2 separate regions of the Homo sapiens genome follow, and region 2 is linked to region 1. The links are chromatin loops, found by intact Hi-C in ENCODE. Cell type or tissue: dorsolateral prefrontal cortex. All regions are shown on one strand. Each heading gives the region's core, and the rest is flanking DNA. Links, peaks and the distances in the headings are about the cores only.

The links. Peaks named below come from ENCODE experiments on the same cell type or tissue, not always from the same donor. Only the 100,000 strongest peaks of a DNase experiment are listed, where the experiment ranks them.
Region 2: it touches region 1 in a loop (1.8-fold over the local background); 2 of 110 quality-filtered maps call a loop at or near these places.

The regions. Positions count from the first base shown.
Region 1 is chr3:177,485,782-177,496,266 of GRCh38, reverse strand. All of the region lies in intron 1 of LINC00578 (long intergenic non-protein coding RNA 578), which reads right to left. Among named protein-coding and RNA genes, the nearest start is that of LINC00578, 49 kb to the right of the region's middle. RefSeq lists an enhancer at 8,078-8,579. In dorsolateral prefrontal cortex, for the core only: no CTCF peak of the experiment used is centred there; DNase peaks (open chromatin) are centred at 4,796 and 5,476; H3K4me3 peaks cover 1,311 bases; H3K27ac peaks cover 3,037 bases.
Region 2 is chr3:177,681,120-177,691,604 of GRCh38, reverse strand. The region is part of intron 3 of LINC00578 (long intergenic non-protein coding RNA 578); the gene reads right to left. Among named protein-coding and RNA genes, the nearest start is that of LINC02015, 130 kb to the left of the region's middle. In dorsolateral prefrontal cortex, for the core only: no CTCF peak of the experiment used is centred there; a DNase peak (open chromatin) is centred at 4,700; H3K4me3 peaks cover 447 bases; H3K27ac peaks cover 2,249 bases.

The sequences.
Region 1 (10,485 bases), core at 988-8,987:
ATAGACAGTGTGTTTCCCTCCAAAGCAAAGAGCAGGTTGCTTACAGCTTCGCCATGATTTTAAAGGCGATATTTCCCACTGAAGCAAAAGGCAGGTATGCTTACTGTCCAGTGTAATAAAGAAAATGTTTCTCTCTGAAAGCAAAGGTCAAGCATGCTAAATGTATATTACACAAGATTCAGATTCCCTAAGTTCGGGGACTCTTCTGTAACAAACCCATTGAGTGTGCAGTTATTATGTAGCTCCTGTGGGAACTGGAGCTTAGGGATTAGGACAAAAATGCTAATTCTCTGGCTACTGTCCTTTACCTCTGACCTGGGAGTCTCAAGTCTCCAACCAGCATCCTTGAAACTGTGGCTGGCTAACCTGTCAGCTTGCAAGTAGATAAAATCCTAGACCCTCAGAGGTCTTGGCAGTTACAAAATGACCTTCTGTACCTTCCCAACCCTCTCATAGTATTTATTTCTCCTCCAAGAGTGGGATGGCTGCTATGTATTTACATAGCATCTGGCCATGTGCCAATTCACCAGGTCCCCATAGGACTCTACCCCCAGAATTCTATTTCTTAACATTCTCACATAGATGCCAAAAGTAGGCACTAGTTTCTTTGTTTCTTCCCCCTAGTTGTACATCTTTATCTTTAGTATGCATATACTGTATCACATATTTCAACAGCTGCAAGAAGCAGCAAATACATACTAGATCAGTATAGTCTCTGGCCACTATATGCCAAGCCCACACAAATGCATTAGTAAACTTCACTTGAGATTAAGGATGTAAAAACCTTGTGCAAAACCATCTATAAATATAAAGTTTTATTATTATGAGCTCCTATAATACAAGAATTCTGGTTGACCACCTCTGAGCTGGCTACTAGAATTTCCTCATTCCTGAACAGGAGAACTTTAGCTAAGAGTAAATTAGTAAGCGCTCAGGTAAAACAATTGTAAGAGAGCAGAAAAGGCTGGGCGCGGTGGCTCACGCCTGTAATCCCAGCATTTTGGGAGGCTAAGGCAGGTGGATCATGAGGTCAGGAGTTTGAGACCAGCCTGACCAACATGGTGAAACCCCATCTCTACTAAAAATACAAAAATTATCCGGGTGTGGTGGTGCGCGCCTGTAATCCCAGCTACTCAGGAAGCTGAGACAGGAGAATCACTTGAACCCAGGAGGCAGAGGTTGCAGTGAGCCAAGATTGCGCCGTTGCTCTTCAGCCGGGGCAAGAGAGCAAGACTCCATCTCAACCAAAAAAAAAAAAAGAGAGAGACCAGGAAAACAAAAGTATCCTTTGTCAGAAGCTGAAAGTGAACCAGTACCATGTTGAATCTGTCAATACAAGACAGAAGGACAAAATATCATTGTCCTTCTAAATTTTGCTTGCATTTTACTGACAATCTGGTTACTAAATTGTTAGATACAGAATTAACTCTTACGTACTTGGTCTAGCAATGGACCAAATTAAATTAATAGATAAGAAGCAAGTTGCAAAAATTCCCGAGCTATCTTCTTCTTCTTTTGTACCATTTTACATGGCATCAAAATCTGTTCCAGTTACTAAGGACACATATGAATTTACCCCACAACTCAGTGGCATGAAACAGCAATGTGTCATGCTCACAGATTCTGTAGAGGAAATTGGACAGGACACTGTGGGGACAGCTTGTCTCTGATCCACAACGGTCTGGGGTCTCAGATGGAAGATTCAAAGACTGGGAGCTGAAATCATCTGAAAGCGTCTTCACTCGTGTCTACTGTACAATGGTGGCACTCAGCTGAAGACCTTAGTTCCTCTCTATATTGGCCTCTCCATGCAAGTTAATTTTGCTTCCTCAGAGCATAACAGCTGAGTTCCAAGGACAGGTGTCCTGAGAGAGGAATCAGATGGAGGCTGTATCCTCTCTATGGCCTTAGCCTTGGAAGTCACATAGCATCACTTCTGCTGCATCTGTTGATCAAAAATGGAAGTTTCTGTCTTGATCCAAACCCAGAAAATATAAATCTCAGCATTAAATAAGAAGGTGTCAGTTACAATTTAAGAAATGCATGTGGCACTCAGATATGTATATTTGTATGGCCATCTTTGGAAAATACAATCTACCACACTCTGTATTTGTGTGACTTCTCTCAATGAACCTACAAAACAGATGCTTTCATTCTCTTCATTTCACAGATAGAAAATTAAACCCAAACAAGTTTAACAACTTGGCCAAATTAACACTTGATTATAAGAACATCTATTAGTAAACTTACCCATGTTTGAACTTTGTTGATACGAAGAGGTTCCTCCTCCCATGGCCAGAGATGATTTTTAGTTTCCATGTTGAGCCACTGTTTCCTTTTTTTCTTTTTTGAGATAGGGTCTCACTTTGTCACCCAGGCTGGAGTGCAGTGGTGCCATCTTGGCTCACTGCAGACTTGACCTCCCAGGTTCAAGCAATCCTGCTTCAGCCTCCCAAGTAGCTGGGACTATAGGCACGCACAGCCACACCCGGCTAATTTTTGTACTTTCTGTGGCGACAGGGTTTCACCATGTTGCCCAGGCTGGTCTTGGACTCCAGAGCTCAAGAAATCCACCCGCCTCGGCCTCCCAAAGTGCTAGGATTACAGGCGTGAGCCATGGCCACCCGGCCTGAGCCACTGTTTTCTATCATGTCTCAAGTTTCACTGTCTAAGATCCGACACATGACTTGAAGACTTACCCCTTTAAATTTTCCTCTTATTTTAACAGCTTTTGGGATTCTACTGGAAGTTTGTACAGCGTAGTGGTACCAGGAATAAGCATTGGAGGCAGATAAACATGGCTTTAAATCCTGGCTCTACCACTTCTTGTTTAGATGCAGCAAACACATTACTTACCCTTGGTAAGCCTCCCTCCCAACAGGGATAATAATAAGCTTCTCGAACCTGGTACAGAAGGTGCATATTAATAGAATAAGTAAAATATCACTGACACCTGTCCCCACATTCTTATGCCACTCCCTAGGAACTTTCATCTAATTATAACTAGAAGTTCTCAGATGGTGTTTCATGAGTGCTTACAAATGAATCACCATTGATGCTAACAGTAGGCTTCCTCTTCTGATCCAGACGCCTTCATGGTGGATGGTCTCAGGAAGTCACTGAGGGCAGTACCTCATCACTACCTTGATTACAGATGCTCCCCTAAAACAAGGCTGTCTCCTAATGAGACTACATAGCAGCAATCTCTCAGGATGCTGCAGAGGCACGGTATTCGGTTTATCATTGGGAGTAATGCCCCCTCCACCCTTCCACTTGGGTCACAGAGACACATAGTTTTTTCTGCTTTTGCTAGCAATTTCTCTCTCTAGAGGACTTGCATATTGATCCTTAGAGCCAGGAGATAACACACCTTTCTGTGCTCTCAAAGTCTACACAACCAACCCTCTTCCTCCTCCAAACTTGCCTTCCTTTCTTCAGCTAAAAGCAAAAGCACAACACAACTTACACCAGTCCCTTCTTCTGAGATCTGTTCATCGCTTTACAGATTCTCCTACACCCGTTAATACGCACACTGTGCTTTATGTGCTCACTCTCAACTGCACTTCCTTCTTTCTCTCTGATTTTATGTCCCAATCAGCCTCTCTCATCTCTCTTTTTTTTTTCTTGCTTTTATAAATCATGGGGCCAGGCGTGGTGGCTCACACCTGTAATCCCAGCACTTTGGGAGGCTGAGGCAGGTGGATCACTTGAGGTCAGGAATTCAAGACCAGCCTGGCCAACATGGTGAAACCCCATCTCTACTAAAAATACAAAAATTAGCCAGGCACGGTGGCGAATGCCTGTAATCCCCTCTACTCAGGAGCCTGAGGCAGGAGAATCTCTTGAACCCAGGAGGCAGAGGCTGCAGTGAGCCAAGATCGCGCCACTGCACTCCAGCCTGTTTACAGAGCAAGGCTCCATCTTCAATAAATAAATAAATAAATAAATAAATAAATAAATAAATAAATAAAGGTACCTCCACGTAGGAATGAGCTTCACTCAACTACTTTCTATTAGAGTTGCTATAGTCCTGGTTTGCCCAGTCTTGGCACCCAAATTTTATTACTTAGATCCTCCCAATGATGACAAATATATGTAACATTATCAGGGAGGGTTCTTTAACTGCAGACTTCATTTAAAAAGAGGAAAAAAAGAATGTTTTGAGACTGACTCAAACCCCATTGTGGAACGAGAACTACATACAATTTATATGTCAAGAAGTTAAGCTGAATTGAATATATAGTTAATTGCAAAAGGTATTCAATATAGAACTGATAATAGCATACAATCCTACACAGCTAAGAGAATTTTTTTTAATTGGCCAGATGTGGCTGAGGGGAGTGTCTGCCCTGGTCCCCTGCAGCTGTCCTTCCTCTGTCTTTCATATCTGGCTCTTCCGTTGCCCTCTGCTGAGTCCCTCTGTGTCTGTGTCTCACACCATCTGGATTGAAGGGGTCACTCTCCTGTGTCAAGACTTTTCATGCCAATTATTTAATGCCATTTCTCCATCTGAAATTATTCAAAGTTCACTTTTAATTCAAATTCCCCATGGAATCCATTTGTCAGGAGGTTGCTTTCTCCAAATATGTTCTGCAAACTGTCATCTCTGGCTGCTTGCTGTCATAAATAGACGTTAGTCTCTATTTCCTGTGCTGTTCCCAAGAGAAGTGTCATATAGCTCCAGGCTTTTTGGTGGGAAGAGAGCTACTTCCAGTGTGGATACTACAAGAAAAGCTTCCCTTGTTGCCCAGCTCTCTGATACTTCCTGTGTTTCCATGGCAAACTTCCCTCTTGGATGCAGCTGCTTAGGAGGGGCGGGGAGAAGGGAACTGTTTAACCATTTTGTTCCCATCACATGCCTCTTATACGTTCAATTTTCCCCTGCACACTACATGTGACTCCCGTCCTTGTCCCCTTTTTAAGCACGTACCCACCCCCCATCCCCCGCCTCCAGACACACACAACAAACATTTCTTTCAGCTCACTCAAATATGTGGAGTTACTCGCTTAACCCGTGGAAAATGCTATCCTTTTGGCAGGAAAATGCTGGATTCATGATAGTGCCACTAGAAAAGCATTTTTTTAACTTCTCCATTTCCAGCACATCTTGGTTCTAGCAGAATGAGTAGGTCCTTGAACCCCAAAGCCAGGGCTGGTGGTCACCCTAGGAAGTCACCTGTAGCGGTAAAAACCAATGCGTGTAATGGGGATAGTATTTTTGGCATTTTGAATATTTTCATTTCCCCCTTAAATCATGCACCTTCACAACCTCAGCATCCAAGCTTAGCCAAAAAGCGCATTGCCTCAGGGAATAAGAGGCCATTGATTATCTTTGAGTCATAAATCTGACTTTTGTAAGTCCACATCAAAACAATTGTCACGAAAGCCAAGCTTTGGGTAGACAGAAAAGGCCATTCTAAGTTCCCTTAGCCTCTATTTAGCATAGTAAGAGCCAAGCCTGGCAGACCAGAGGGCATCACATGCCTTGGGTAGGGAGAACGAACTCTGGAGAGAACACAGAAAAAAATAAAAACTGCCTTTTCAGCCCTGCTGCATTGCAGGAAGCAAAGGAGGCAGCAAATGGGACCAAGCATCATGGCTCCTCCCTGTCCCTGTCCCCACAAGGGGCTGCAATTCTAGAATGGGGCTTACATTGGTTTAGAGGAAAGCCAAACAGAGAGTGTTTTGCCTCATTTCCCATTTGAGACTCATAGCAAACTACCATAGAATAGCTGCATCAGAGAAACACTTCGTTTATGCAGAAGGAGGGCCTGAATTTAGCCCCCAGAGGCTCTCTTGGTCCCCAAGTATCCTATCTGACCATTTCCACCTGCCCTGAGATAGGAAGTAGGCTGTATCTGAAGGTACCAGGTAGAGCGCTTACTCTGGGCTTGCTGTTGGGAATCAGAAGGGAGCCTGCTAGACCAGAGGATGAGGTGGGAGTAACAGCCTGTCCTCAAGAATGAAAGTGGCATCAAATCAGCAGCGAGAACAACCAAGTCCAACCAAACCAAGAGATTATAGAGCAGGAGTCTGACAGCTCCCAATTTCAGCTGCCCAGCAGCAGGGAAAGTAGAGCGGGAATGAAAGAGACAGCAGAGCAGAGGACTGAGGAGCCAGGGAAGGACAGACATGGGCCTGGGAACCCTCTTTCCCACTGCCACCAGGTCAGCCAGTCTTCCTCCTGCTATCTACTGAAAAATCATCTCAGAAAAAGAAGATGAGAAGAAAATCTGGAATTCTTTTATTTCAAAATCACTTTGTTGTGGTATAATTGACATACAAAAAGCTGTACATATTAATTGCAAAAAGCTCAGTGAGTTTGAGGTTAAATATATACTGTGAAACCATCACTACCATCAAGGCCATAAACATATCTGTTGCAATGGTTTGAATGTCCCCTTCAAAACTCATGTTGAATCTCAATCCCCAATATGGCAGTATTGAGAGGTGGGGCCTTTAAGAGGTGATTGGGTCATGGAATAATCCACTTTTAGATTAATGGATTAATTCATTAATGGGTTATCATGGGAGTGGCTTTATAAGAAGAGGAAGAGTGACTGAAGCTAATACGTGAGCATGCTCAGCCCCTGGCCATATGATGCCCTGCGCCACCTTAGGACCGCAGAGTCCCCATCAGCAAGAAGGCCCTCACTAGATGCAGCCTCTCTACCTTGAACTTTTCAGCCTCCATAACTGTAAGAAATAAATTCCTTTTCTTTATAAATTACCCAGTTCCAAGTATTCTGTTATATGCAACAGAAAACAGACTAATACACCTATCACCTCCCCCACAAAGTTTCTTCCTGCCACTTTTATTATTTTGTGTGTGTATGATAAGACTTAATGTAAGATCTATCTTCTTAGCAAATATTAAGTATATGATACAATACTGTCAACCATAGGCATTATGCTGTATACTAGATCTCCAGAAGTTATTTATTTTGCGCAGCTGAAGCTTTGCCCTTTAACTATCATTTCCGCACGTCTCTATCCCCCATTCCACTCTCTGCTCCAACTTTGATGATTTTAGATCCCACAGATAAGTAAATCATATTGATTACCCAAAAGATACTGTCACCCACATTTGCAAGTTGTTTTTTCACCCTGTGGTGAGCAGCTTCTACGGCTCCCAATGATCTCCACTTCCTGCTACTCCTGCCCTTGTGTGATCTACTCCCCTTGCGTGTGGTTTGGACTTAGTGATTTGCTTCTAACAAATGGAATTTGAAAGATTCTGGCTTCCAATTTGCTCACCTCTCTTTCTCTCTTACTTGCTCACTCTGATGAAACAAGTACCATATTGGCAAGCAACTGAGGGAGGATTCTGGCCAACAGCCAGAGAAGAACAGTCCAGCAACCCACGTAGAACAGAGTCCTGCCACATGACAAGGTATGAGCTTAGAAGAGGACTGTCCCTCTGTCTAGGGTTCAGATAAAACCCAGATAAGATAACCAGTTCAGCACAGTTTGCCCAGGATGTCTCCAGTTTTAGCACCAGAAGCCCCACATCCCAAGAAACCACTCAGTCTTGAGCAACCCCAGACAGTTGGTCACCACAGACTGACCTGTAGATGGCCCCTTGAATGTGCCCTTGGGAGAGACCCTGAGCCAGAGAACCTAGTAAGGCCACACTCAGATTTCCGACCTACAGAAATTGTGGGATAATAAATGTTTATTCTTTTAAGCTGCTAAACTCTGGGGTAATGTATCATGCAGCATTGCAGATATTGAAAACTAACATCCTTGTTCTTACCCAAAAGATTGAAAGATCAAGAGAAATGTTAAATCAGCTATAGAACAATAAAGAAGCTGCATTTTCTTTGTACATCTGCATGCAGCGTGAGTTAAATTAGCAGCCTCATCACGAGTGTACTCCACATCCTGAGTGTGACTCAGGAACACAGTTTTTAGCAAGAATGAAGAATTAGGTACGTCCCTTATCTTCAAGGAGTTTAAAATCAAATCACAAAATCCAGACATAGTCACCTGACAGAGATTAAAGACTCAACAGGGGCTCAGAAGTTGCTACCACAAACTTCATCTTTCTTCTGGAGAATCCATACACAGATCAAATGAATCTTCCTAGTCATGCAGTGAAACCTGGAGGTAGACCCAGAACTAAGATTTCTCGCTATCTCAGGAAGCAAGTATATCATCAAGCCAATACAGAATACGGGAGTGAGAACTCATCAACTTTTCTCCTGTCACAGGAAAGTTGGCTTCACCTAACCAATCTACTACATAGCAGTCAGCTCTAAACTATGCAGATGGATACTTAACAAATGCATATGAGAACAACAAGAGAATAAGTTAAGATCCTGAGTGTTTCAGTGATAAGTCTCCAGCTATCATAGGCAGTGGCTGAATGATTAGTTACAGGCATGAAAAAAATATGCCATAAAGGTCAATACAAATGCTCCAGTGCCAATTGAGATAAAAGTAACCATAGCCACAAATATTTATACAGTATTGTACAGCTCAGAAAGACTTGCCTACTTTTTACGTCAAAAGTTTTTACACTTCAACTCTGAAAAGTAGTTAGGCCTGAAAGAATTCTTTTCATTGCCATTTGATAAAGAAGAAAAATTGAATCTTTAAAGATTGAAATGATTTTTCCAAGACCTCAGAACTGCAATTCACACCCAGACATCTCCTAGTGCAAAGTGCTGCTCACTTTCCTCCTTCTCAGTGGAGAGAAAATGGAAACATTCATGAATTATCAGTTTCCTGCTTTCACTAGGAAATGATGTAGGAAGCACCGTGGAAGGCAGACAGAGTCTATAATGCATGTTTATGGAAACAGCAGAACTATTATACATTATTGTGGGAATTGTTTTTCTCAAGTCCTAGAGTCCCTGAAACACTGCTTTAGTAATAATGACTGTTTAGCTCCAGACTTATAATAACTTTTTTAGTAAAGTATCAAAAGAATAGAAAATCTAGAATTACTGAGAATAATTTGTGTTAGACATTTGAAAAACATATGTCAAAAGCACATCTTTTAATGAGCGCCCTGAAGAACTGTAACATTCAAACTCAACATATAATGATTGAGTCTGCCTCAGAGAAGTTGTACAATAGTTTTCTAAACCGTGCTGTTAAAATTGGTAGCCAATAGCCATACATGGCTACTTAAATTCATTAAAATGAAATACATTAAAAATTCGGTTTTCAGGCCTGGCACAGTGGCTCACGCCTGTAATCCCAGCACTTTGGGAGGCCAAGGCTGGTGGATCATCTGAGGTCAGGAGTTGGAGACCAGCCTGACCAACATGGTGAAACCCCGTCTCTACTAAATACATAAAAGTAGCCAGGCGTAGTAGCGTATGCCTGTAATCCCACCTACTTGGGGGGCTGAGGCAGGAGAATCACTTGAACCTGGGAGGCAGAGGTTGCAGTGAGCCGAGATTACACCATTTGCACTCCAGCCTGGGCAACAAGGGCAAAACTCCGTCTCAAAAAAAAATCAGTTTTTATTTGCACTAGCCACATTTTCAGTACAAGCACACTTTGTTTTATTGTGTTTCACTTTATTGTGCTTCACAGATGCTGCATTTTTTTACATATTGAAGATTTGTGGCAACCCTGCCTCAAGCAAGTCTATCACCAACATTTTTCCAACAGCATGTGCTCACTTTGTGTCTCGGTGTCACATTTTGGTAATTCTAGCAATATTTCAAATATTTTCAGTATTATTATAACTCTGTGATCAGTGATCTTTGATATTGCTTTTGTTAATTATTTTCAGACACCATGAACTGTGCCCATATAAGATGGTGAATTTAATCAACGCATATTGTGTGTGTTCTGGCTGCTCCACCAGCCAGCCATTCCCTGTCTCTTTCTTTTTCCTGGGCCTCCCTATTCCCTCAGACACAAAAATATTGAAATTAGGTCAATTAATAACCCTACATTGGCCTCTAAGTGTTTAGGTGAAAAGAAGAGTCTCAAGTCTCTCACTTTAAATAAAACACTAGAAATGATTAAGCTCAGTGAGGAAGGCATGTCTAAAGCCAAGCTAGGCAGAAAGCTAGGCCTCTTGTGCCATGTAGCCAAGTTGTAAATGCAAAGGAAAAGTTCTTCAAGGAAATTAAAAATACTGCTCCAGTGAACATGAGTGATAATAAAGTGAAACAGCTTTATTGTGATACAGAGAAAGTTTTAGAGATCTGGATAGAAGATCAAACCAACCAGAATAGTTCCTTAAACCAAAGCCTAATCCAAAGAAAGGCCCTAACTTTCTTCAATTCTATGAAGACTGAGAGAGGTAAGAAAGCTACAGAAAAAAAGTTTGAAGCTAGGAGAGACTGATTCATGAAGTTTAAGGAAAGAAACCATCTTCATAATGCAAAAGTGCAAGGTGAAGCAGCAAGTGCTAATAGAGAAGCTGCAGCAAGTTATCCAGAAGACCTAGCTAAGATCATTGATGAAGCTGGCTACACTCAACAACAGATTTTTGGTGTAGATGAAATAGCCTTATAT
Region 2 (10,485 bases), core at 1,096-9,095, 200 kb before region 1:
AAAACTCAGAAAGCTGGGTCTCTTCCCAGAATTTCTGGCTTAGTAGGTCTGGGACGGGGTCTGAAATTTTCATTTCTAACAAATCTGCAGGTGATGCGGCCGGTGCTGGTCTGGAAACCACTTCTGTAACCAAATAGGACAAATGGCTGAAAAAAAACAAGGTCATATTGTACTCCTGTGAATAGGCTTTGTCGTGTTTAAGCCCACTTAGTATACATGTTGATGAACCAAGGCAACCGTGCTACCATACCTCAGGTTTGAACTTTTAGAGCTCACTGCCAATTTGGATGGAAACCATATTAAAATCATAGGATTAGAAAATAATATAAAAAATAATAGAATAGGCCTTAGAGATAATTTAGTTCAATGTTTTATTTTATAAAATAGATGGAGAAACTAAAAATCAGAGAGGTTATACGGCTTAACTGCATGCAGTTCCTAATGGCAGCCCAAGGATTTCATTCTTCAAGAGGAACCTGCATAATAAAAATGAGTAATATTTTCTATTTAAAAAAATAAGCTTAATCCATGTCCCCTGAGTTTCCTAAAGAGCTTACAAATGGCAACAATATATAAACCATCATCTAGTAATCATGACAATAATAAAATCCTCATTGAAGGGAGACCCACATTTGCAGGAATGGTCAAAAGAAAACTAGTCAAGATTAGAAATCAATTTTGGTTTCTGAGTAACTGGTCCAAAACTTATTATTATATTACCTCATCTCTTTAAAAGGCAACCATTACATTGCTAATACTATATTTTATTTAGCTCTTTGTTGTTTTGCCGAATTTCACGTGCAAGGAAATAGAAGCTTGATTCAGGTTCAAGTTCTATTCCCTGATTATGGGCAAATGACACTCAGGTAACAGCTGCAATTGATTGAGAGTGACATCTAAGCAGAGATGCTTTCAGCTACCTCTGGGCTCCCAGGACACTTAGAAATAATTCAGGTATGGTTTCTTATCAGCTGAGTATTAGCAGCCTGTAAATATGTATCCCCCATTCAGCAGAATGGGTTCGTACAGAGTAAAAGCCACCTGGAAAACACTGAAATGTACTTCTTTAAGAGGTTGTCTAGCTACTTTTTCCCCAAGGGACAACCAATCGGCGATACATTATTTTAGCTTGTTAACATGTGGAACATATCAGGCTTTTGCCTTGCCTTGTTTTGTTTTGTTTTGTTTTAGTTTGCTCCCTGTGCTCTTCATTTGTCTTTCAAATGTAGAGTAAAAGGATCCATTTCTTTGTCCAGCTTCATGTCATATGTAGATAAAAGTGAATTAATTTTTAATGAAGTAGAAAGTGGGTTATATGAAGGCAATTTCCTTCTAGGCTTTACATGATGGCTCTTTTTCATTTTATTGGGTTCATCAACCAAATGGTTATTTATTCATATATCCATTCAGTATGTATTGAACAACGCTACGTGGAAGGCATTTTGACAGATTTGAGTTGGGTTTTTTTTCCCCTTCTTTTGTAATTATTGGAAAAGAGGAAGGAGTAGGCAGATGCTGCTCCCACACCAGACACAGTTTGAGTCCTATTTTCCCTTTGTTCCATCGTGACATAATTTCTGCACTGTAGATCGGTTGATCCTTTTACCCAACAAAGATTACTCTTCTGCCATTTTCAAAGTGGTGAAATAAAGGATCCAATGATTTCTTCTTTGGGTATTATAAAATATTACATTTTATGGTACCTGTGGGTATTATAAAATATTCTATTTCTTTATAAGCTAAATACAATTTGTATTTTTCTAAACTTACCTAACCTTGAATGATCCTAGCGTTAAAGTAAGGCCTGTCTATGCAGTAACTTTTAAACAGTATCAAGCATACCTACCTCTGTATTTGGCAGCTTTCCTTCAACCTAGAATGAACTCCACCTCGACAAAGACTATAAATCCTTTGAAGACCAACCTGAAGTTTAACCACTCCCCCCTCCCCGCCCCACACTGGACCCCTTTTGGGAGCTATGACAACCCACAATGAGATGGTTCTCTTCACTCCCAGGACACTGATTATTCAACACTACTCACTTGATGTGTCAGATCCTGTCTTATATTATGAATGATTGTTTTATGCATACTGTAAGCTCTTTGAGGACAAATTATAGGGCCTGTATTTTTTGTATATATCATAGAGCTTAACAAAGGATTAAATTTTGAGTTTAGCTTGAATGGGAGGAGAATGGTCTTTATAGTAATGGTCATTGATAGAGAATATTGATGGAGAATTATCTCCAGTAGAAAATTATCTATGGAATCAACTAAAAAGCAAAACATCAAAACTTTGAGTTACTAAGGTTAGTTACTGAAAAGGTTAACAAAATTTCTGACGTCATTGCAGGTGAATTTTAAAAAGTGGGTTTTTTTTTTTTTTTTTTTGTAAGAAGCTTGGAGAATTAAATTGATCTTCTTAATGTTACATAATGCTGCCTTGCAACAAGTAGTATGTTTATTCTTCAAAGAATGTTAGAAATCTTTGCTAACTAACTAGCAAATCACGAGCGAAACCAGCAAGGTGTAAAGAAGGTCGCAAAAAGAAATGCAAATGGTTATAACAGTATCAATCTAAAAACCTAACCACATTCTAGAGAGTTGAGAGAAGAAGTTGTTCATTTGGTGGTGCACTGGGGCTGGAGTTTTTATTGTTGGTTTGGTTTTTGGTATCAAGAGAGTTTATCTGGCTTTGATATTAGACTGTGTCTCCCTGAATAGTGTCTCTTCCTGCAAAGAGCTCACAATGGCAGCTTTTCACACACTGGATGCTAGGGTTTTTCATTTCATATAGCAGAACGGGAAACAAATAAAACATTATATAGTGCCCTTTTTACTGAGGCACCAAAACATGCTTCAGAAAACTTGTCAGAGGGAGATGGGAAGAGAGAGGAGCAAAAGAGATGATGGAAAAGCACGGTTCCCAGTTTTCATAAATGAACCGAATACTAGAATTGGAAAGAAAATACGCAAATAGGGAGCTAAATATGTCTAGGATAATGCCAAGTTACAAAATTTAGGCTTAAAAAAAATCAACATTCTCTGATCCCTCGATCTGTATTTTGAAGGGCACCTATTCAGCTGGTTTCTAATAATCCTAGCATTAAGACAAATAAACGGGGAGACATGGGTGGGTGCAGGCAGTCTCATGCTAATGCACAGCACCACCGATTTATTCACCCTTACAGCAGTTTTAAAATCAATTCAATATTTCCTGGATAGGTTGACATCACCCCTTTCATATCGGAGTGAAGGACTGAACTGCTTGCTCTGTACTCATTAAAATTCTGTATACTACACTATGCTGGAGCCAATGTCTATTTTCATGATGGCCGTAAAACAAAGCAATAAGTGTTCTTGTCTCTGAGGCCAAGGTGGGGAGAACAGAGAGGAGTTATGAGAGATGAGGTCCACAGAAAGGAAAAGAGGGAAGGAAGCATTAATCTGTTAATATTTACCAAATTCTAGCAATGAAGTATCACACATACACATTAATAAAGCATCCAAAACACAGACATGAATTCAAGGGCACTCCAAGAATTCTAGCCTGAGAGAGCCCAGCCAGTAAGGTAGTAGCAGACAATTTAATCTGGGAAAATGACTTTCCACCCAGAAAATTGAAAACATTGTTCTCAGTTCTTTTACTATTTCTATGAAGTAGTTTTCCTTTTCACAATCCATTTATGAAGGAAAATATGTATGTGTCACTCATCTGAGTACTATTTGCATAAACATGGGGCCTTGTTCTTCCAGATATATATTACATGTGTGTATGTGTGCATGTGCACACACACTTATACAAATATATGAATGAATATATATCTGTGCACAGGACCTCCAGGGCACAAGTGGCGTGGTGGAGGGATGCTCTGAGGAATGACTGGCTTTGGATTTGCCTGGATCTGAGGGCTGCATTCGGCTCTGCTCTGATGGAGGGAGGGTGACTGGCTGTAAGGAGCATTCATAGAACTGAAGGAGCCACGTTGCTCTACCCCCCAGGGTAAGAAAATGTACCTTTTGAACAACTGTGACATCAGCTAGGTCTGCAGCAGCACTGTGGTTCATCCTCCAGCTGAGGGAGTGAACCTCACAAAAGGGAGGCTACACCCAAGGACAGCGATGAGATGCTGCTCCAAGAATGCTCTTGGAGGAACTTACGTCCTGTGCTTTCTTCAGTCCCTCCTGACAAGTAAAACCAGACCTACTGACAGAGAAAAAATGACCTCAAATTCAGAATAGGACAGCAGTTTTTGTTTTGATCATTCTACATCATGTATGCTTTATACTCAGACAACAAACAGGCCCAACTTCAAATATTATTAAGATATTCTCAGTGAAGTGCCCGATTTTTTTTTCTTCTTATTTCGGCAACTCTTCACACACACACACACACACACACACACACACACACACACACACACACACACACACACACACAAAGAGAAAGAGGGAGAGAGAGACAGCAGGGCCATGCATATGGTAAAAACCAACGCTTTTATTCAAGAAGGGCAGGCTGACCTTTCAGAGTTTGTTAGAAACATACCCCAGAGTAAATGCTCACACTCTCAACTCTCTAGAATAAGACTCCGTCTTCAACAGCAATGAAGAATTGCCTGAAGACTCAACTTCCTTCGCCCACTGGGTCGAGGAGAAAGGAAAATAGGCAGAGTTCTTCAAGGAGGGGGCGGCACTGTGCCTGCTTGGCGCGGAAGGAATCCAGCCACCTCTCTGCCTACGTCCTCTATTTTCAGAGACAGCCTGGTTTCAGCCTGAGCTGTGGCCTGGTCCAGGAGCAGCCAGGGGAAGGGACCTCCTGCATCATGGGAGTGTCTGGGGGTGAGAAGGGCACCACTAGAAATCATGCCACAGAGCGATGGAAAGCAGTGCTCCCAGTCTTTTGCTTCCTGGTGCAAGTCACATTGCCCTTTAAAATGACATGGGGTGGGGTGTACAGTCCAGTGGGTAGAATGTGGCATAGTTCCCTAGGATCCAAGGAACACAGGAGGGAGCTCTATACTCTCTCTCTCTCTTAGACCAACTGGGTTCAAACCTCAATTCTGGCACTTCACAGTTCTATAGCCTAGGGCAAGTCATTGAATCTCTCTGTGCTTCAGCTTCCTTGTCTTTAAGTTGGGATAGGTAGTAACAGTCCCTACCTCACCAGGTAGCTTTGGAGGACTAAATGAGCAAATTCTCAAAGGGCTAAGGTAAAGTACTTGGATCGCAGTAAATATTCTCTAAGTGTCAGGGTTGTATCCCACCTGATTTGCTGTGAGCCTCTACTTGGTCCTGAAAGGAAAGAACAAAGGAGAACAAGGCTACTGCACTCATGCTCCCGCCATTGGGCCCTGGTGGCCCCTGATCTGCTGGAGCTGGTACTGCCTTCAAATCCCACCCTACCTGCCCCTATGTTTCCTTGGGCCTGGTGGAAGCGCATTGTTGGATGACTCCGCTGAAAGGCACAGGTGTCCTTATTACCCTCAAATAACCTAATTAAGACAGTATAAAAGAAGATGCTGGCACTGAAAAAGAACCTGGTCCACTTACTGACTGTAGGAGTGTAGGTTCCAGAAACCCTGTTTTGAACCAAATTCTGGGCCTCATTTATTATTAACAACATCATGGGGGGGGAGAGGAATGGCTCCATTGAAACTTTGTTCTTTATTTTATTTTGAGTTCATATTACCAATAAATAAAGCACATATTCCCTAGGGAGACAGGCCAATTATCTGCAACCTGCTTGCCAGGTACCATGACTGCAGGAGAACTGAGTGGCCAGAGGTTTCTGGATCTGAAGCTGCAATGAAATGTGTTCTCATAACTAACACTGAAGATATCATTCTTAAGAAGAATGTGTGAAGGCTATTTCTCTACTCTAAGCATATATTTTCTAAACCAAAAATCAAACCTGGTATGTCACAGAAAATTTTTGTGTGGCTTCTGAGACTCCCCTTGGGCTATCTTTAAGCAAAGAGTTTGAATGACAAAACATTGGCCTTTAGGGACTATGAGGGAAAAACAGGACAGAATATTTGACTAGCCTGAAAAAGTCAGGCACTTACCGTATTCATTCACTTGGCAGAGAAGCAAAAGACAGCAAATAGGAAGCTATTTTAATGGACACCCGTGGTTACCATTTATAAGGGTTATCCTCTTGTCCTTATCTTGATCTGAATAGGAGAAACTATAACTGAACTTTGAGGCTTCATTTGTGGTCATGGGTAGAATTGCCAAATAAAACCAGCTCTCTAACTCTACCCCTATTCTGTCCCTCCAAAGGGACAACCATCGATGTACCTGACCACATTCTCCTTTTCCCCAGGTCATCCTGAAGGACACAGTGTCCTCTTGAACACGTTTGATTTATTCAGTGTGTTCCTAGGCTTGAAACTAGAATGGAAAGAGATGCTATTCCCCTGATCACAACAGAGCTCTGCCTAGAGAATCAGTCTAGCATAATAGTAAGTAGCCTTTGGAGTTACACTCTTTGGATTCAAATTTTAGCTTCCCAGCTTACAAGGTGGGTAACCTGTCTAGGCCCAGTTTTAGCATCAGTGAAATGGAAATAATAAACAGCACCTCACTCACCGATATGCCTATGCGAATGTAAGCAAAGAACCTGGTTCATGTTAAGAATTTGATGGATGTGAAGTTTGTTGCTAGAAAAGAAAAAATAAATGTGGTAACTATCAGCTTTACAATATAAGCAATTAACTCTCTTCTAGTCATCTCCTAGGGACTTTGAGAAGAATAAAATATAGAGCATCTTTCCTAACATTAAATCATGCTAATATATCAGAATATGAAATATAGAGATATCAGTTTTATAAATAAGTTAATGAGCAGGTTTTCAATGAAAGTGCAATCTAGCGAGAAAATGGTTTGGCCATTCCTCCTTGACCTGAACCTGTTGATTTATTAATATATGAGCAGGCCCTTCTCACATGGAGTCTACTGAAATAATGGCCCCTTGCACAGTGGAGACTATGATTGTTCACTTGCATTTTGGCTAACAAGCCAAATAAATGAAAATATAGTAATTATGTGTAAACTACAACCTCATGTATATCTGGGTGACTATTTTATCTACCAGATTTGTAGCACAATTTTAAATTGAATTTCAAAATTGAAGATGTATACTTTACTTGTAAAGTTGTGGTCATTAGTGCTGTGAACTCTGCTTTCTGAATTTTTTTCACTTTTGCTATACAGACTTTAGGGTTTGTTTTTTTGTTTTTTGTTTTTGTTTTTTTCAATTTACAATATAGGGGATCTGAACAAGACATACCCCAAAGCAATTTCTTTTTAAACTTTTATTACCCTATAAATTCCTCAAATATCAAACTCCATGTTACTTTTTTTTTTAGCAATTAATGAAAACAGTTTTGGAGAAGAAGAAACTGAGAGGAGATTTGTCTCTAATACAAAAACTTGTTTATTCCAACTGCAGACAGTCTTTTCATAATTTTATGAGCCACAAAATAAGAAACAGTTTCTACTCTGTGTGTCATTTGCAAATAGGAGACAATCAAGATTCAAAAGAAGCCCATAAGAACAGCAGGAGACTCTAGAAGGCACAAGATGTGGGATAGAATCCTACAAGGAGATGATGTACGGTGCAGCTGAGAGGAAGGAAACAGAGAGGTAAATTTGTTTTCAAATATTTAATGCCTCCGTATTCTGGATCTAGGTATTTCCTGATCTTTGCACACTCAGCCTATCAGAAACTGTGGTAGCTCTTCATCTCCCCCAGCCCAGCCTTTTCTCACCTGCTTTCACACATTCTGTGCTTTTCATGCTTACCACACTCAGATTACCACGTATGCCATCCACCACCACACAGGGCAGTGTAGGAAAAGCAATCTAATTAACAATTGCCATTAACCATTCAAGAGACGCTACTTCTCTGCAGTCAATAAACAGCCTGATTCCAGTTTCTTTCTGTGCAATAGACTTCATTATCTCTAAGGTTGTATCTGGAAAAAAAAAAAAATGCCTGGAATAGGATATTCCACTTAACCATTTGGCAGATCCTTTTAATATAAAAATGAAAGGAAAATATACACATTTAAGAAACCACTGTACTAATAGGAATGTTTGGAGAGTCTCAACTATCATACAAATGGGATAACCATCTTGAAACTGATAACAGGAGTGGATTCAATCTATTGGCAAAGACTTATTAGGAGTCTATCATTCAAGCTATTGTATCAGCTCCTATGGAGTCTATGATAGTCTTCTTGCTCCTCAAAGAGTTTACAATCTAATTGGAGAAAAAAAATAAAATTGAGATAATATACTTTGTAGTTTTTACAAGGACAATGTAACAAAACATGTTTACTTGCCAATAGTTGGTTCAAAGTGATAAGAATTTAGAAGACGCAAAAGCCAGTATGCAACGTGGTGGCCTAGGAAGGCTTCCCTGCAGAAAGGGGACCTGCTGTGAACCTGTCAAGGCATGGATGATAGACTCTGGACTGGCTGAGAGAAAGAGACCAGGCTCCCAAGGGAAACAAGAGTAAGGAGAACACCAGAGAAATAGTATATCAAAGGGGGCTATTTGCAAAAGGCATCTTCAGAAGCCTTGGCTGTCTGGAGTTGAAGTTTCACGAAAAGGAGCAGGAGATGGTGATAAGAGAGTGTCTGTCTTTGACACAACTTTAAGAGACCTGAGCCCACTATATTCCTCTAATTATATTCTCTCAGTCAAAAAAAATTTTTTTTTTTTGTTAAGCCCCTGTTATAAGCAACGCACTGTTGGGGGTGGGGAAGGCAGAAGGACAAAAAGAAAAGATCTAATTTGAGCTCAGGAGCCAGACATAAAAGCAGGAAGTGTTAACAATGCAAAAGATACCAAACAAAACAAAAACCCAAAAAAAAGTACAGGGAGGGGGGTGAGTTGGCAAATAATTAATCCATCTGTAGAGGAAACCAATTATTTTGTCTGCTAAATACGCTTCCCTTCTTCTAAGAATAAAAGAGGTTTCCTCTACTTCTGGGTGTTGTTCCTTCCAGCCCCCGACCTCGAATCCTGTAATACCCACGGGAACTGCACTTTCTTTCATGGTCCCACTCCCCTGACCATAATTGATTGGTAAGGAATGAGTCCTAGCAGCATGTAAGTCCTCCGGTGCCAGTTTCTTCCTGTAACCAACTACATCCTTGCTTGACTCTTTGTTTGATTTTTCAATCTTTTTTATCAATAATATGAGTACCCAGCTAGTGAATTTCCCCTTTGATGAAGCCAATTCAAATCGGATGACCGTTACTTGCAACTCAAAGAGTCTTATTAAACTTCTAAGTGATTAAATTCTGACTTGCATTATAATTGTTTGCATTCTTTCCTCCAAACTTCTAGGTTGTAGAGCAAACACTGTCTCATTCATCTTTGTGTCACAGTAAGTGGCTAGTTCTATTAATTTGTACTAAGCAGGTAGTATCAAGCGAGTAATACTAGTTACAGTAAAAATAAATGCCCAGCTCTTAGTTTCTTGACACCTTACAAGTTTATTTCTCACCCACCTTGATGGGTGTTCTTAAAGGGGAAGTGGCTGTCATCTAGGTGGTGTTTCAGGGACCCAGGCAACTTTCATTTTGTGGCGCCACCTCTCATGGCCATGGCTCCTGTGCTGGATCCTGCACAGGCAGGAGCAGATAGCATGAAGAGGCCTGCTACTTCTTAGCTACCTGGGCCCAGAAGTGACCTGCACCTCTTCTGCTCTCATTGTGTTGGTAAGAAGCAGCCACACAGATACAAGGGCTGAGAAATACCATCCTAGCTGAGCAACAGTTCCTAGCAACAGCTCTACTCTATGGAAAGGAGGTAGTAATCTTTGGTGGAAAATTAGCTATAAGAGAGAAAGAGAAAGAAAGATGCATGGGATGGGGGAAGGAGGAAAAAGAACAGAAACGAAGAACGGAAGAAAGAAAAAAGAAACTTTAGAGCAAGGCAAAGAGAAAATACATTATGGGGGCTAGAGATGGGGAAAGATTGCTTCAAGGAGCAGGAATCGAGCCTTTTGTTTGCATTTTCTTAATTATATAAAGCCCACTAAAAACATCATAGATTATGAAAAAACAAGTAGAGGAACTCTGCTGACTATCTTAGTGAAATGGCAACACTTCTAACATACATTTTTTTTTTAAATTCCTCTAAATTATTGCCCTTAGAATCTAAGCAGCATAAGTCAAAGGTCATAGCTCCAACAGCTTTCCTTGTCAAAATTATCTTCACAGGAAGCAGTCAATCATGTAAAAGCACAAAGCAATCTGCCAAAGGACTTTCCTTAATGGTTGAAATTCCAAGGATGCAGAAGTCTTAAAATGGTTGTTTCTTCTAGTCAATTGAATCCCAAGTCCCTTCTGTGAGGACAATGTACAACCCTTGGAACAAACAGAAACATTTCAAAGCCTCTCTGGAGACCTTCCAAGTGTTTTTAAATTAATTTTTCTCCTGAAAACATTCAAAGCCCAAACCCCCATA